2 separate regions of the Homo sapiens genome follow, and region 2 is linked to region 1. Evidence: chromatin contacts called from ENCODE Hi-C or POLR2A ChIA-PET data. All regions are on one chromosome and are shown on one strand. Each heading gives the region's core, a stretch centred on a gene start or an enhancer-like site at or near the end of the contact. The rest is flanking DNA. Distances are from core to core; before and after follow the strand shown. Region 1 overlaps ALPK2 (alpha kinase 2). Region 2 overlaps NEDD4L (NEDD4 like E3 ubiquitin protein ligase).

What was found. A loop is a pair of places that touch in the nucleus more often than their neighbours do. ChIA-PET counts read pairs that join two places held with the same protein, here RNA polymerase II (POLR2A). Pooled maps may share reads with other maps.
Region 2: a map of mammary epithelial cell shows a loop between it and region 1 (6-fold over the local background). The contact joins two enhancer-like sites. A Hi-C loop is called at or near these places in 4 of 168 maps with a recorded cell type or tissue (A673, endothelial cell of umbilical vein, mammary epithelial cell and 1 more), 1 of 37 single-sample maps with no recorded cell type and 16 of 50 pooled maps. POLR2A ChIA-PET finds 5 or more read pairs at or near these places in 2 of 52 experiments (HepG2 and activated CD4-positive, alpha-beta T cell).

Annotation. Positions count from the first base shown.
Region 1 is chr18:58,490,955-58,496,649 of GRCh38, forward strand. The region is part of intron 12 of ALPK2 (alpha kinase 2); the gene reads right to left. Among named protein-coding and RNA genes, the nearest start is that of MIR3591, 43 kb to the left of the region's middle. RefSeq lists enhancers at 2,237-2,738, 2,739-3,238 and a silencer at 3,015-3,064. Within about 2 kb of position 2,764, at least 11 of the 41 ENCODE cell types and tissues checked have a DNase peak (open chromatin) inside an H3K27ac peak, as active enhancers do.
Region 2 is chr18:58,137,319-58,143,013 of GRCh38, forward strand. The region is part of intron 1 of NEDD4L (NEDD4 like E3 ubiquitin protein ligase); the gene reads left to right. Among named protein-coding and RNA genes, the nearest start is that of NEDD4L, 96 kb to the left of the region's middle. Within about 2 kb of position 3,438, at least 2 of the 41 ENCODE cell types and tissues checked have a DNase peak (open chromatin) inside an H3K27ac peak, as active enhancers do.

The DNA.
Region 1 (5,695 bases), core at 1,514-4,013:
ATCTGAAATGGAAACGAATTGAAGACAAAGAACCGAGGAGGGGGCGTTGTAGGTAGACACCCACCAGATAAGCAGCCTGAGATTCGCCCACTGTCCTAAGCCCCAGAGCTCTGATCCCCAAAGGGCTGTGCTGGTTTTATCTGCAAATGGGAGTGAAACCACCTTTGCAGAAATTATAACTGAGAAAATTGTGACAGTGAAAGAGATCTGACTGAACTGACTCCGTCTTGCTTCTCACCTCCAAGCTCTCCTTGTTCTTTCCTGGGCAGAGGCCAAACTAACTTGGGGAGGAACTTAGTTTATAGTTTGACTTTGAAACAAAGACGGTAACAGCCCTTTCCCAAAACAAACTCCCTTCTTGCCTGGGAACTAGACTGCCTTTGCAGGACTAACAAATTAGCCAAAAGATTAGAAATTATGGTTTAGGAGTCATGCAGCTGGAGGCTACAAGGTTCTAAACTTCCCCAGTTTCTCCTAGGGATGACATCACAATTGTAAAACCTAAGCCTGGTGCTTGAGATGTTTTTCAGACCCTGCCCTCGATGGATCAACTGGCGCCTCCCAGATCAATAAACTGGCTCATTTAGTCTTGTGGCCCCCACCCAGGAACTGACTCAGCACAAGAGGACAGCTTTGACTCCCTACGATTTCGTCTCCCACCTGACCAATCAGCACTACCCCCACTTCCCGACCCCCAATCCCCAAATTTTCAGGGAGACTGATTTGAGTAGTAATAAAACTTCAGTCTTCCATACAGCTGGCCCTATGTGAATTAAACTCTTTCTCTGTTGCAGTTCCCATCTTGATAAATCGGCCATGTCCTGTCTAGGCATACAGGCAAGGAGAACTTGTGGGGCGGTTACAGGAGCCTCTGCAGGGCCACAGGGCAGGTAATTGAGGTGAGGGAGAAGCGCGTCAGCATTCCCACTAGGTACAGGCTTTTTGAGAATTCACCATTCAGAGGAGCAGCTGGGCTGACGCCCTGGGTGGCAGTGAGGGTGGATAGAGGCAAAGCCACATTTCCAGTGTGCTCCAAGTTGCACAGCGAGGGCTGCAGGGCCTTCCGTATTGACAAACTCTGAATCCTCACGAGGGGTGCTCACCACTCTGGAACATCACTCCGCCGTTAGTCCCTCATTGTTTTCCCACAGGCTCCTTCCCCTCTGCCTTCAAACAGGCAAGGTCTCTTTAGACACACACACACACACAACACACAGAGGCAGACACAAAAAGACACAGACACAGATATACACACAGACACACATGCACACACATACACAGGGACACAGACACAGAAACAAAGACAAAGACACGCACACAGACATATATACGCGCACACACACACGCACACATTCCCCACACCTCCTTTTCTGGCTACCTTCTAGACTTTTCCTTGTCTTTAGTCGACAAACTTGTTTAGTTGCTGGCATCTTGGCAGCACATTCCCTCTCTGATCTGTCATGAGGCTCCCACCTGGTGACACTACATTGGCTTAGACCTTCCTGAAGGCAGTGATAACCTTTTTCTTGTCTATTCTGGTCTTCACCCCATGCTGTCCACTCAGGCTCTGTCACCCCAACCCTCTCAGCCATCCCTGTACCTGCCTCGTGCTTCTGTCTCCTACTGGCCACCAGTCTGTCCTGCAGGGGTGATCTCGAATCTACCAGACTTCTCTAGACGTTCTCTCTGTTCAGATTCATCTCTGAAGCTGGATGACAAGCGATGCAGCACCTGTCCCTGAGTCCTCAGGTCCTGGGGAATGGACTGGGCAGAGGGACAACTAGGGAATAGGGTCAGGAGTGGGAGGAACCCATGGATCCCAATTCCAGACATTTCAACAGAACTGTCCTTTGTAAGACTTCTGGGTAGAGGCCAGGATACTGCTGTGCTAGTCCCTCCATGGAGGGGGCATGTCCTGGCTGGCTCTGTTGGGCCTGGGAGACTCCCCCATACACTGAGAGCACTGCTATAGTAGGGTCTGCCTTGCCAAAAACTGCGAAAATCACCACTGTTCCCTTCAGACTTCCCTCCAGCCTCCAAACTTCCTTAATGGCAAAGACTGGCCACATAAATCAGCCAGCGGGCCAGCCAGCCCTACTACAGAATGGGCTGACCGGATGAAGATGGGATGCAGGTGGCCTTCCAGGACAGATGACCCTGTGGCAGGCGGGGACAGGAGCTATCTGGGGCATAAAATTGCCTTTCTCAAGCTGACAGGCCTGTGAGATTGGTCCGCTGATGCCTGGCATTGGGGACTCAGCTGAAATGTTTGGTGTTCTATAGTGACATGGCCCTGCTATGAGACACTTTAAAGGCATCAGGAATTCTGTTCCAATGTCCCTTTGTTTCCTCTCCTGGCAGACTCATGCATTGCTTTAAATAGTCTGCCTGGAGTCACCACTCATGCACATAAGCCTATTCTCGGGGCGTGTTTCTTCGGATTAGATTGTTTCTTCCCACCTCCAAGTTTGTTTTGGCGCTTCCTCTCCAGGTACGGTGGTGGCTCGGCCTTGTGACTGGGCAAAGCATCCCAGGTGGCTGCCGTCCCCTCCATCTGCTTGTGGGCATTGAAGGCAGAGCCTTTCTTTTGGAACTCAGCTTGGCCGAGTGTGGGAGTCTATTTTGATCTTTTCTCCTGTTCATGGCCAGGACCAGAGCTAGGCACGCAGACCCCAATGGAGCCTGCTTTCTCAAGGCAACTGTCCTCCTGCTACATGAATGAATCATCCAGGCTTCTGTCCAGGGTCTCGGGAATTTGGCTTCCATGTCAGGGACGCTTGACACAAGCCACACATCCTTAAGCCTCGTCGTTCCTTCCTCCGAGGGTAGAAAGATGCAAGGCTGGCTGGCAGCCACTGCGAGGGGTGTCCTTTACGGCTGTCCATATTAATCTTATTTTGGTCTAATGCTTACTGCCAGGGAAGAAATCTGCTAATGGTACTTTTCTTTGTTTTATTTCAATCTGGCAACAGGAAATTGGCTTTTTAGGGGAGACTACAAAGGGCAAAGTATTGGTTCTGGTGCCCTCTGGTGGTTGAACTGCAATCTCGTCGCCTCCCCGGGAACTCCCCGACTGGCTGGAGAGAAGCATGAGTTTGCAGTTCGGCTCCACTGCACGCATGGCTTTAGATCGGTCTGGAGTTGGTTAGGTTACGTTTCCAAATCTCCAGTTATAAAATTAGGCCTTTTTTCCTTGTGTAATTTCCAATTAGAAATTTGTTCAACGGGTTAGTATCTTGGGTCTATCTAGAAAATGGATTACTGGATGTCAAAACAATCTTACTTGCCATACTTTGTAACCTGAAATTTTTGTACTCAACATTTGCCAAAAGATTGAGGTGGCTGAGGCACAGGGGATGTGTTTCCAGACATAATTATATCTCTGGCTCCCAAGAGAAATATGACATACTCCTGTTAAAAGGAACATACAATGAAGTAAAGTTGAATTAAAATGAGTAAGTCATGACAATTCTCTATTTTATTTTATGAGATTAGAGTAATTACTCCTGAAATAGGATCATAGCCTTTGACTTCATTGAACAAGACAGCAAAACAGGTTGCATGACTGGGGTGTCAGCAGCCAAATATATGGTCCTGATTGAGACATATGGGAATTTTTTTTTTTAAATGACACACGGAGCACTGCTTCTTATGGTGGTGCTGTTCCCCCAGCTGAACCCTGCCAGGTACCAGCCCCCCCATAGAACTTGCGACTCTCCCTTTGCATCATGAATGAACTAAGCTCACTCACAGTTGCTTGCTAAGAATCAAGAGAACTTGCTCGATCAACCCTTATTCCTCCATCTTCTCTCCTGCTGTCTGCAGTCTGCGATGCTCGCCTTCCTTTCTTCCCCAGCTCATTTGCCTCCCACCTGGACTTTCCTGTCTGCAGAGTGCCCTTGAACTTGAGCCCTTTCCAAGTCTGTCCTCATGAGTTATCTCCCTTTTGCAGCTTTGACATTCACTGGAGAACTTTTTCAATTGTGCCTCGCCTCCCAGCATTGAGGATCTGCCGTTCACTTTGGGGTGCTGACTTCAAGCAGGAAAGACTTCTTGACTCCTGCCAGCAAGCAGGCTGCCCCATGCCCCATGCCCCATGCCCCATGCCTCCTCACCTGTGAAGTGAGGAGGTCGGGCTTGATCACTGGTTTCCACTCCAGAGGGGTTCCCAGGAGCCTCTAAAGAGGTCTCTCAACCACCTCTTATGCTCTGTTTGGAGAAGTTTTACCTTTTCATCAGTTTTTCAAACTGTGATTGTAAGATATATTTCTTTTGGGAAAAAGACTGTGGCTTAAAAAGGTAACGTTTAAAGAAAAGTTTTTAAAAAACAAAAGACAAGAAGATCTAATATCCCTGCCAAAGCTCTCAAACACTTCAGAATCTCCTCCTCTCCCAGCTCCTGCTCCCTGGCCTCTCCTTGGGTGGGAAGGCAATGAGTAAGTAATACTTTATAGACAGCATTCTGCACTGGGCTCCAGCCGTCAGTGCTTCTAATGGGTCTTGGGCAGCTGTCCCGGGCCAGATAAGTCACATTAAAGCTGAGAACAAAACCAAAGGATTGGATTTCTTTTTAAATCAGGAGGGGAAAAAATGTACCACTTGAAGCTCCCAGTCGGTCTGGGTTCCTGGAAGCTGTTGACTTGAATTTAAAAGATGTCTTCAATAATCATGACCATCTTCATTTTTGAAACTTCTTGGGCAGGTTTCTTCTTTGTTTTGGTAGAGAGTTGTTCTAAATAACAGCACGAAATTTGCCTACTCTGGTGTCAGGCTAAGACATGAGGAGCGAAGGGAAACTAATATTTATCTAGCTCACTTCCAGTTTCAGGGGCTAGGTGTAGATTAACTGGGGGAATACTCAGGGCAAGCCGGAGTGTCCCCATGCTGTACATCACTGACTTTAAGAACTTAGTCACATGCCCACAGTCACACAGCTGGTATGACGAGAAGCCAGGATTCAAACTAGGGCTGGCGGATGCTTGCATCTGCAAGGTTCTGCAGAACACATGGAGCCTGGAAAGGAAGGCTCCGTTTGGAAAATCCTTCTGGGGTCCAGAAGCCTCCATAAATAGGGCACCATATAATTTATCTTCTAAATGGGTACACTTGTTCAGGATCAATGCTAAAGCGTATGGGATGTGAGGACATCAGGCATAAAATGGTACCATCATGGGGAAACTGCAATAGACGTTCATCCCCCTCATCAGGTAGGCTAGGCAAATTCCTACGATGCCAAGAAGCGAGGCTACTATCAGGAGAAATGGAAGCAGCAGCATCAGGGTATGAACTGGGTCTCGCTCTAAATCCCTCGTTCCTTCCTCCCCACTACATCATAATCCCTCCTAATGCGCTGTCTTCACAAGCCCAAGAACATACCCAATTCCCTGAAGTGTATGCCAGCCAGGTCTCTGGTGAGCACAGGGGAGAAGCCTGGAGACAGTTCCAACATAAAACTTCATCATCACTGAGCCATCCCAGGGAAAAGGTCCAAACCGCATTCTGGTTCTAAAACCCAACTGGAAGCTTTGTGCAATCGGCGAGAACTTCATGAATCAGACTTACTGACCTGGAGGTTAAAAGAAAGAGCGATCCCCTTCCTACTTTTTCAGATTCCTCTACTTCTCTCTGTCCTTTATTGAAGCTGAAAATTAGCATATTTGTTGGATCGTGGCTGACACTGATGGTCTGAAGTAAC
Region 2 (5,695 bases), core at 2,188-4,687, 350 kb before region 1:
GTTTTTCAGCAGGGCCTCATGGGCACCACTCGTAAGTCCAGAATCTCTTCCAAGAACAGGAAGTTTCTGGAGGGCAGTGGAGAAGGGGAGTGAGGGCTCAGCTCTGTGAGGTCGAGGTGGGTGTGAGGACCAGCACCAGTGGGGAGTGGGTTTATTAGCTGGGAAAGGCCATAAGGATGAGGAAGAGAAGCTTGTGTTTGAGAGGATAACAGGGAGGAAAAGTCGCCGAGCCCAGAGTGTGTATTCACTGCCTGTCCTTTGGAGGCAGCCGCTTCCACCTCTTTTGACTGATTCTTCCAACTCGTATCCTCCAGTCTCCAAAACATGATTGTGGTGCAGCTGCTTGAATTTTCAAACTTGATTTCCATTTTAGAAGTTAAGGATTTGTTTTTTTTTCCAACCACATACCCTGTCGCTACCACATCAAATACAGGTCTCTCATACTGTTGGTCAGCTCCGTTTTCCGTGTTGACCTCTGATACTCTGTAAACACTCTTGACACGTAAGCTGGGTGGTTTATATACCACCATTACTTTTCCTGCCCAGCTTTGTCTTTTTCTTCCTTGTATTTTATTTGTAAAGATTCCCCAGCTCGTCCCCAGTTGTGTCAGCCTCTTTTCAGTGTGCTCAGACCCATTAGGTATAAGGCCTATCCATGTTCCTGAGGAAGTCTGGCCCAGAGCCGTCCAGGTGGTCTGACCTGGGCAGGGCCCCGGGTCTGCCATCACCCAGCCCATGCTCTCCTGCCGCCCCACTGAAGACTTCCTTCACCTCTCTTGGACGTTAGGGTTTCTCTTTGATGGCTCCTCTCTTTTTCTGGGTTTCTGATATTTTCTGGTTGAGTGGTGCTACTTTCTTCTAACCTATTTTTATTTCATTAAATAAATAGGATTCACTAAATGGATTTCATACCCATGGGTTGTATGATTTGCACTTTGAAAGGCACTGGGCTAGATGACCACTTTGAGTGATGCTGAGGCATTGCTGGGTGACTTCCTTCTTTCCTTCTTCCCTCCCCTCCTCCTCTTCCCTCCCCTCCTCCTCTTCCCTCCCCTCCTCCTCTTTCCTCCCCTCCTCCTCTTTCCTCATGAAGCATGTGCACAGGTGCATCCCTGATGCTTTGATCAGGTATGGCCTGAAAGACAAGCCATTTTAGTTAGTTTTTGGATACATTACGAAGTAATGTGGGAAGTAAGCATCTTCACCTGTCCCTCTTCCCTCCTTGGCTGAGGGACAGTGTCCTAGTCAGTTCCATGTGCTGTGACAGAGTACCATAGGCTGGGTGGCTTAAACAAAAAACACTTAATGCTCACAGTTTTGGAGGCTGGGAAGTCCATGATCAAAGTACTGGCATATCTGGTCTGGTGGGGACCTGCTTCCTGGTCTGCAGATGGCCGTCACCTTGTTATATCCTTACATGATGAGAGAGAGAGAAAGCAAGCTCTGTTGTGCCTTTTATAAGAGTACTAATTTCATTCACAAGGGCGCCATCCTCATGACCTGATCACCTCGTAAAGGCTCCACCTTCCAATACCGCCATCTTGGGGATTAGGATTTCAACACATGAATTTTAGGGGGACGCAAACATTCAGTCCCTGACAGGGTTAGGCACTGTGTGGCTGGCAATCACCAGGATGCCTGGAGCCCTGCCGGGACCACGCTGGCTCATTTCAGCCACCCTGGATGAATCATCCAGCCTAAGGCCCATGCCTGGACATTCTGGGTCCTCAGTGCCTTGCCTTTATTTTACCTGATATAATCCTTCAAACGAAAATGCTTGTACTTATTTTTGATCACTTAATATACTTGGCCATTTAACAATACAGATTAAACTTGTGTTATTCTGTTAGAAAACTGAGAGATTGTTTTCTGTAGTCTTTGACTGCATGCATAGTCTAGGGCTGGACTTGGGAGGAGAGGATAATTTGGCCACAATAGGATTCCTTATTATCTGTCTCTTCCCTCCCAACCCCTCCCCCGACCCCCGCCCCATACAGGAGACCCTCAGATACATTTCTGTCAGTACCCTCAGTTACATATTTTGGGAGACGTAATACTTAATGAACCAAAACTCTGTTTTGCTGGCAGGGAAAAAAATTGGGCTGATACAATCAAGATAATCCTATCAACTTTAGGATTATTAGGAATGTTGATAATCCTATCAACATTCTATCAACTCTGTAATCAGAAAAATATATTTAAAATAATGCGTGTTTGTTAAAAATAACCAAACAAAATACAGAAAAAAGCAAAGTAAAAATTGACAATCCCCTAACTCCAGTGTTGGTAGTTAGGGACAGAAGAAGGGTGGAGGATGTCTTTTGTCTGTGTTACATGATTACAGCAAAAGTCACTCTTCATTCTGGTAGAGCCATAGAAATCTGGCCGAGCAGAGGCAGCTGTGCCTGAGGAGCCTGACTTCGAATCAGCTGTGTTCATCTTTGCTAACCTCCCAAAGGGAGGAAGCTCAGGAAACCACCGTAGAACCCCCTAAAAGGGGAGGGTGGCTACAGCTGAGCAGGTGGGGGCAGGCAGGAGTGGAGAGAGGCGAGGATGATGAGTCAGGCAGGTGAGATGGAGGCTTTGTAGGTTATGTTAAGGCTCCTAGACTTAGCATTTCAAGCAGGGATGTGACCTGATCAGATTTATATTTTGCTTGCATTGCTGATGGACATTGGTTCAGTGCTCATTGTACTGGAAGGGTCAAGAATAGAGGCAGGGACCCAAATTTAGGGGGCTTCCCAGGGAATCCAGGGGAGAGGTGTTGTGGCCTGGACTAGATTTGGAACATCCAGAAGGGGACTGGAGCAATGACATACCTATACCTAGTCCCAGAGGGCCCCGATCTAGCTAAGGACAGAGCGTGCAGTCTTGCAGCTGCTGGGCTGATGACATGCTGGGGAGTGTATACCTGGGAAATTCTGGTACAGAGATAAAGGAAATGCTCAAGCCTCCACCTATGAATTTGCCCGGTGATTAAAATCATACTTCCTAAGCTTTATAGAAGCCCTCTGTTTGTCCCACAAAGGGCCACTAGCACAAGGAAATACATAATGTGTTCCCTTGTCATTTTATAAAAATGTAGACTGGTGCTGCCTGCTGTGAAAATGCCAGTCAGGTTGCTTCCTTCATAGTAATCAGTGGATTCTTTTGTCCATTTCTGAGTGGAGGATTAGCCCTCTGTTTGCCCCACAAAGGGCCACCAGCACGAGGAAATACATAGTGTGTCCCCTTGTCATTTTATAAAAATGTAGACTGGTGCTGCCTGCTGTGAAAATGCCAATCAGGTTGCTTCCTTTATAGTAATGAGTGGATTCTTTTGTCCATTTCTGAGTGGAGGATTCCTTTCCATAACGTGGTGTATTTGCAGTGTTTCTCTCAGAGGAGGAGTGCCTTTCTGGTGTCATCTGTCCTGTTGGTGGCAGAGTTCTGCTGCTGAATTAAACCTTTGTGTCGGCCTTGGCCACTCTTATGGCTCTGCTGGAGGTAAAGCCAGTGGAGTGGCCTTGTGGCATTTGCTCCGAGTTGTTGCTCATTTTTCTGAGATTATCAGAGGCCTTAGAGGGAAGCATTGAGGATTTCATTATGCTCCGATAACTATCACGTTGTCAATAATATGGTTCTGATAAGAGTGATGGGGGATGGTGGGGTTTTGTGAGTTGACAGACGTGGGTTTGAGACCCAGCTCTCCAGTCAGAAGCCAGCGCCAGGCCTGTTTCTCTTCTCTGAGTTTTAGTGTCCTCAGGTGGAGGGGAGGATAATATTAATAACACCTTCCTGATGTGGCTCCACTGGGCTGGCCACGCCATGGGCACCCAGCACGGGGTGGCTGCCCTGGTTCGTGTTAACCATCAGCAGGGTTGGAGAGCTCCCTCCTTACTGGTGTTGGAGGTCATTACCTGGCGGGGGATGTGGTAGATAAAGCACCTTTTATTGTCCCTACACAAGGCAACTATGGGGTAACACAATATAAGTTATTCAGATTAGAGAAAATATGAACTCTTGCTACAGTGTTACTGCAGACAGGCACATATGGTTTGTTAGGATGACATTTAAAAAAAGTCATTTTGAGTTACAGAATAAAATCAAACAAAATTCCTTTAATCACCAGGGCTGGGATGGAAATAAGGCAAAATGTTGATTCCTTTGAAAGACAATTTTTGGGTTTTTTTTGTTTTTTTTAAAAAAACTTTATGTGTTGATGGTTTACTCTGGTCTAGTCGTTCCTACTCCTATTCTGAAAGCAGGCCTTGAATTCCTGATTGTGTACAGGATTGTGTACAAACAATCAGGAATTCATCATTCATATGAAGAAGTTCTGTTTTTCCCTCTAGTGTCATGAATATTTTCATGTACGTATATGTTATGTGACTAGTGTTAAGAATGCATGTATTATATATGTGCATGCGTCTCATTTACATTGAATGTAGCTAAAAGGAATATTTGAAAAGTATACCTTGCCTGTCTCCAATTTCTACATTTCAAGTTAAAAATGGGAAATAATCTTAGAATCCATGCCTGTGGTTCATAAGCCTGGCTCAGCTCTTGCATTCCCAGCTACTGTCTGACGAAACTCACAGGAGCTGTGAAAACAACGCTGTTTTGTGAAAGCCAAGTAGGAGCTTAGGGTCATGGCAAACTTCAGAGAAATGTAAAGGAGCAGGCACTGTGGGTTTTGTCTACCCCACCCCCCCGACCCCACTGCCTTCCAAAATTTCTTTCTTTTTTTTTTTTTTTTTTTTTTTTGAGACAGAGTCTCGCTCTGTCACCCAGGCTGGAGTGCAGTGGCGTGATCTGGGGTCACTGCAAGCTCCACCTCCTGGGTTCACGCCATTCTCCTGCCTCAGCCTCCCGAGTAGCTGGGACTACAGGCACCCGCCACCACGCCCGGCTAATTTTTTTTTTATTTTTTGTAGAGACGGGATTTCACTGTGTTAGCCCGTACGGTCTCGATCTTTTGACATCGTGATCCACCTGCCTCGACCTCCCAAAGTGCTGGGATTACAGGCGTGAACCACACCGCGCCCAGCCCCAAAATTTCTAATTGAATTTTAACCTTCCACTTTTAAGTTCTGATCCTGATTTATAAAAACCTATGTAATTTTCTTCAGCTTTCAGAAGGAATGTCTTGTATCTTCCTATGGGGGTGTTGGGGGAACTGATATTGACAGAGGTCCTCTGACATTTCATAGCCTGGCAAATAGGGTCAAACATGTTCCAGACCTCAGAGGATTGCTGAGGATAGCTTTCTACTTAAGCTAGATAAAAGAAGTTTTGGGAATCTTACCTTGCACTCTGTTTTGTAGAAACAACTGTGTTTAATATATTTCTCATTACTGGCTGAATGACCTGTATGTGTTCAGGAGATCTCTCTATTTACCATTTTAATGCCACATATTTAATGAGCATTCAGGCCCAGACTGTGAAGACTCTGGAAATGAGAATTTTGTTTCCTATCTCCTGTGCTGTAACAAAAGCAGCTTAAAAATTGCAGTGTATAGACCTCACCTTTTATCATTTTTTTTTCAGATTTTTAAATATTAATATTAAGGGTCTTTATCTCAGATGTTTGTTGTTTACCAGGTCATCAGTATCTGGACGCTGGCAGGGTCCTTAGCAATGGAGGGAGGGAGAGGGGGTCCAGCCTGCATGATTGGATCAGTGTTGAACCTGTCCCACCTGTGGGGAAGAGGCA